2 separate regions of the Homo sapiens genome follow, and region 2 is linked to region 1. Evidence: chromatin loops called from intact Hi-C (ENCODE). Cell type or tissue: gastrocnemius medialis. All regions are shown on one strand. Each heading gives the region's core, and the rest is flanking DNA. Links, peaks and the distances in the headings are about the cores only.

What was found. Peaks named below come from ENCODE experiments on the same cell type or tissue, not always from the same donor. Only the 100,000 strongest peaks of a DNase experiment are listed, where the experiment ranks them.
Region 2: a loop joins it to region 1, with 3 times the contacts of the local background. A loop is called at or near these places in 2 of 110 quality-filtered maps.

What each region holds. Positions count from the first base shown.
Region 1 is chr10:95,473,095-95,476,016 of GRCh38, forward strand. All of the region lies in intron 2 of SORBS1 (sorbin and SH3 domain containing 1), which reads right to left. Among named protein-coding and RNA genes, the nearest start is that of SORBS1, 87 kb to the right of the region's middle. In gastrocnemius medialis, for the core only: a CTCF peak has its summit at 1,172; a DNase peak (open chromatin) is centred at 1,237; H3K27ac peaks cover 2,500 bases.
Region 2 is chr10:95,276,285-95,279,206 of GRCh38, forward strand. All of the region lies in intron 1 of PDLIM1 (PDZ and LIM domain 1), which reads right to left. Among named protein-coding and RNA genes, the nearest start is that of PDLIM1, 13 kb to the right of the region's middle. In gastrocnemius medialis, for the core only: no CTCF peak of the experiment used is centred there; DNase peaks (open chromatin) are centred at 1,117, 1,506 and 2,037; H3K4me3 peaks cover 425 bases; H3K27ac peaks cover 2,500 bases.

The DNA.
Region 1 (2,922 bases), core at 187-2,686:
GCCCTGCTTGTAACCACTGAGACAGACCACCTATCCTACAGTAGATGTACAAAATTATTCATTATATAATGATTTTATGGACAAAAGATTAAGACAGCCTAACTACCGTTCATAGGCAATTGTTTATGTATTATGGCACTTCTACTCAATGGAAAACTAGACAGCTGTTAAAGAGAATGAGGTATCTCAATGTGTGATGTGGAATGATCTCCAAGATTACAGTTAAATAAAAATGGTTCAAAATATTGTAGATCACCGGGCACGGTGGCTCACGCCTGTAATCCCAGCACTTTGGGAGGCCAAGGTGGGTGGATCACCTGAGGTCAGGAGTTCAAGACCAGCCTGACCAATATGGTGAAACCCTGTTTCTATTAAATACAAAAATTAGCTGGGCGTGGTGGCAGGCACCTGTAATCCCAGCTACTCGGGAGGCTGAGGCAGGAGAATCGCTTGAACCTGGGAGGTGGAGGTCGCAGTGAGCCAAAATCACACCATTGTATTCCACCTTGGGCGACAGAGTGAGACTCTGTCTCAAAAAAAAAAAATTGTAGATAATATGTGCCATTTGTATGAACTACATATAATATATATATACACACACACATACATATTTATAAATATCTAGAAAATCTCCAGAATAGTATAGAATAAAATGGTGCTCAGGATTTCTTCCAAAGAGAGGTACCTAGATCCTAGATATGAGAGAGGTAGAAGATTTACTTTTCACTGAAAACATTTTTACTAATTTTTAAATTTTGCACATGGTCAATTTTGTATATCACCTACTTATTTAAAGCAAATTCAAAAACAAATTAAAACTGTTTTCCAACCTAATGCACAGTTTTGGGGAAGATGGATAGAATAAAAGTAATCAGAATGGTCTCTTATGACAGACATCCTCTATCCATTCCTTAGAGAGAAGTGAATAACTTCCTGCAATTTTTCACAGTAGAGATTCTGAAATGCTTAGAAAAAAAAACAAAAAGCCATTCACTTTCCTCAGCCCAGACATTTGTTTCTTAAAAATGCAGTGGACAGATAGCAGGAAAGAACTCCCTGTAAAGATTATAGGAAGAGAGAGTTCAATGTTTGTGCATGGGTATATGTGAGAGATCATAAGAAATCCTTAAAAAAAATAAACATGGCAGGTAATGAACCAGCACCACCACTGTGTGGCTGAAATAGAAATGGGTATGTCACCTCCATGCCACCAAAGAAACGGAGTCTCTCGTGTCCTACAAAGCATGCGAGGCATCTTGCCTTGCCAAATTTAAACAGCGATATTATTTTTAAGCTACTATAATTAGTCTCCATTTGTCTGTGAATCAGCCTTTATGAGGCAATAGCATCTAAGCCCCATCAGATGAAACATGAAGCCACATCATGTCTGTTTATTATTTTGAAAAGAGAGGGTGCCAAGTTTCCTGTAACACCCAATTCAAACACTGAAATTTGGAGGACAGAATGTCCTGTTGTCCACGTTTGAAGATAGGAATATATTTTCATCTAATACATCAGAGCCCCAGGTTCAGCTGGCAACAGGAAGGAATTGAATTCCACAGCTCAAAAATAGGACTTAAGTACTAAAGCACCTTTCTTTGCTCATATAGGATAATATTTATGTTTTAACCCCTCATGTGGCAGCATGTTTTAAAGTGCCCATGTTTGTGAACAAACATGAGAACGTTTTAATCTAAAGATAACTGCCTAGGTGACAAGAGATTGGCAAGTGTTTTAAAGCTATGTTTACACTCCCTGATATATGGTTCTCCTAATTAAGTTTCTCAAGAGCAATAAAGAGTTTCTATTGCAAACAGAAAGGTAGGGGGAGGGGAGCATTCCTATTTAAGCCTGAGCTTCCCGCAAATGACATGGCTCCCCTAAGGGGTTCTGAAATCAGGTATTGGAATATAGTAGAATCTTCTGGTCTCCAAAGGAAGTCCAGCCAGAGAGCAGGTAACACTAACTTTAATGCAGTTAGAATCTGTAAGAGGTTTAAACTGGCTGCCTCAGTAAGCCCCAGAGACCCAATGAGAGGGCACAAGCTCAATGCCATCATTCACAAAGAACATCAGTTAGCAGTATGCCAGCAGATCTGGCACATGGTGGTGGGGGTGGTGGTGCAGAAGAGGGAGATACCCTAGTCACTTGTCTTCAGATTTATTACAGTAAAGCCTTAATATCTTCATGCCCTCGATAAATGTGTATAGGCACACCTGTATCTTTTATAGCAAGTACCATGGGTTCTAGTTTCAGTTATAACATTTACTAGCCAGGTTCCCTTCAGCCAACCACTTTAACCTTTCAGAACTCCATTTTTCCCCCTCAAATACGAAACAAGCAATAACAACAAATAGGGAATGAGGCAGTGGGGAGTAATACTTGCCCTGTATCTAACCTCACAGGATTTCTATAAGAACCAAAATGAAATAATTAATAATAGTTTCACAGTCTTTAAGGTTTAGCAAACATGTATATAATGTTTTCTTATGGCTGGGATGAGGTGCTTGACAATTCTCACATCTAACAACCCTCTGTAAAGGTACTATTATTATCCTTGTTTTGTAGATAAGAAAATTAAGGCCCAGAGAGGTTCAATAACTTGCTGGAAGTTATGATACTAGGAAGGGGGATTTGAACTTTAGCAGCCTGACTCGAGTTTGTGGTACTATATACCACAATATGCAGCCTGTCATAATTATCATATGAACATTAATATTATATAATAACTAAATTTATGTTTATCTCAATTTCACAAATGAAGAAAATGAGGCTCAGAGAGGTAAGTCACAAGCCAAGATCATCGAGCAGGCAAATGGCAGAGCCAGGATTTGAAACTTAAGTCTATGTGACTGCAGACCCTGAACTCTCAACCACAAAGTTAATAAACTTCAATCCACAAATATTGACTCTGCATCTACT
Region 2 (2,922 bases), core at 129-2,628, 200 kb before region 1:
ACTCAACTGTCAAAGCCAAAAAAAAAAAATCCAGGAGACTCATCTGCAGTGGCCTTCTACATAGGACCTGGAGTGTCACAAAGTCCTGATGCTGGCTGAGTGCCTCCCTACCACAGGACAGTCACTCCCCTGCCCTGTACTGATCTGGGGCCCAGTAACCCCACCCATTATAAAATTTACAAACCATAACACAGAAGTGACAAGGGTTACAGGAGAGAAGGCCTGTGCCTCCAACACTGGATAGTTCCTGTCTTGAATGGTGGATTCCAATCCTTGCCAAACACTATTTATCACAATCATAATCAAAATGACAGCCATCAGTTAATGAGCGTTTAGGTACCAAGCATGACAAAGTCTTTAGCAAGGGTTAACTCACCAATATTCACGTGATGCTACCAGACAGGCAATGTTATCTGCATCATTACAGATGAGGAAATGGAGGAACAGGGGTTAAGCAGTTTGCCTGAGGTTGCACAGCTGGTGAGCGGCAGGCCACAGCAGGCTCCAGAGTCCACCCACTTAACCAACTAGGCCACACTATCTGCTCTAATTTCCTCCTGACCATCAAGTTCCATCAGAACCAGCTCATAATAGAGTCAGCTTCAGTTTCCTAAAAAAAAAAAAAAAAAAAAAAAAAAAACTTCTGGGCCAGGCATGGTGGCTTACGCCTGTAATCCCAGCACTGTGGGAGACCAAGGTAAGTGGCTCGCCTTGAGCTCAGGAGTTCGAGACCAACCTGGGCAACATGGCGTAACCCTGTCTCTACAAAATACAAAAAAAATTTGCCAGGTGTGGTGGCACACGCCTGTAGTCCCAGCTACTCAGGAGGCTGAGGTGGGAGGATAGCTTGTACCCAGGAGGTAGAGGCTGCAGTGAGCTGAGACTGTGCCACTGAACTCCAGCCTGGGTGATAGAGTGAGACTTGTCTCAGAACAAGAAAAAAAAAAATTATATACTCACTCCCATTAGTTCAATGAACGTGCCATTGCCAGCCTTTTTCCCCAGAGACCATACAACTAGATCACACAACTCTTGCTGCATAAGAATAAATGGGGACAGGCACAGTAGCTCATGCCTGTAATCCCAGCACTTTGAGAGGCCAAGCACTTTTGGGAGGTCAGATGGCAGGCAGATCACATGAGCTGAGGAGTTCAAGACCAGCCTGGCCAACATGGTGAAACCCTATCTCTACTAAAAATACAAAAATTAGCCAGCTGTGGTGATGCACACTGCCTGTAATCCCAATTACTCAGGGGGCTGAGACAGGAGAATTGCTTGAACCCAGGAGGTGGAGGTTGCAGTGAGCCGAGATCACACCACTGCACTCCAGCCTGGGCAACAGAGTAAGAATGTCTAAAAATAAAATAAAATAAAATAAAACAGTAAACGGGTTTAGGCACAACAATTTCCACTAATGAACAATCTATCATTTTCTGCTCAATTCATTCTTGTGTCCCTCACTCTTCGTCCCCACCAGCACCCCAGGCAGACACTGCTTGCTTAGAGGCCAACATGTTCTCCACTCCAAGTTCATAATGCATCTTTAAGACCTGTCCACTGCTGCCAGTCCTGAGCACATAAGAAGGTGTTTGAAGTTTAACTGCACTTCTAACTGGTGTAAATAAAATCGGATGATGATGTAGCTCTCCCACTTTCTTCAACTTACATTTAAATAACTACATACCTAAATGACACTACTATCATACAGAACTGGATGCATACCCATGACAAATAAAAAGATAACCCTCCTCCTCAGTGATAATGGCATGTTTCTACTTCATCCCTCCCCTGTTCCTTCTTTCTCTCTCTGTTCATTCACTTATCAGACATCCTTATGTACATTCTGAAAGACAGTGTAACTTGTTCATTAAGATGTGGTTTCTGGAGTCAGATGGCCAGGGTTCAAGTCCTGCCTGGCTTGTGAGCTAAGTGTCCTTGGGCAGGGTATTTCACCTCTGTGTAAACAAGGATGCACCAAGGATGAAAAGAACAGCTTTGACATCAGAAGGCTGTTGCGAGGATTACATTAGGCAATTCAGGCAGAGCCCCCACTGTCAGGGCTCCAGAAATGTGAGCTATTGTTTGTAGATTCCAGGAACCACACAAGGCACTGGAACTCAGCTGTGAAAAGGGTGGTGCCTGCCATCAAGAAGCTCACAGTCTCCTGGGGGGAGACAAGCATGTACAACAGCTGATGAGTGTTGTGCTAGAACCAACAAGGTAGTAGGGGCCTAAAGGTGGAATCACGGAACACTCCCTGGAGGAGGTGCTGCTTAAAACTGTGCAAAGCCACAAAAGGAAAAAAGCAAAAGGAAAGAGCATGCCAAGTCTCAAAAAAAAAAAAGAAAAGAAAAGAAAGAAATTTAGCAAGCGAAGGGAGAGGAAGAGGATGAGGCTGTAGATGTAAACACAGACTAGGAGACCAACAAAGAAATTGAAACATAGCATCTGACATTGACTGCCCAGTCAACTGCCAAGAAACAACCACTGAGCCTTAGCTCTGCTGAGATTAAGGTGACTGCATTTGACAGATACTCTAACCGACGCTCAAAGAAGCAAACCCATTCAAGGGGTCACCCGTTTTGGGCCTCTAGGTCAGCCATTCTGTGGCTGGCTTTCCCTAGCAGGTCTTTCAGAAGGCAGTCCTACTTAAAAATCACATGTTCTACTGACAGCTAGATGGGGTTCCTTTAACTCTCTGGCTCAAGATTGAAAGCTAGAGGCCTGTGAAATGGACCCAGCCAACAGTCTTGTTTTTTTTCTTACATTTAAATTACATGCCAATATTTATATATCAACAAAATCACTCAAACCCCTAGATTCGCAGCTTCTTTAGAAAAATCAGAAAATCTGGCAATTCTGGGCCTAGATTCCCATATGGCAACAATCAGCACCAAATGAGGAGCCTCTGATCCTCTATAT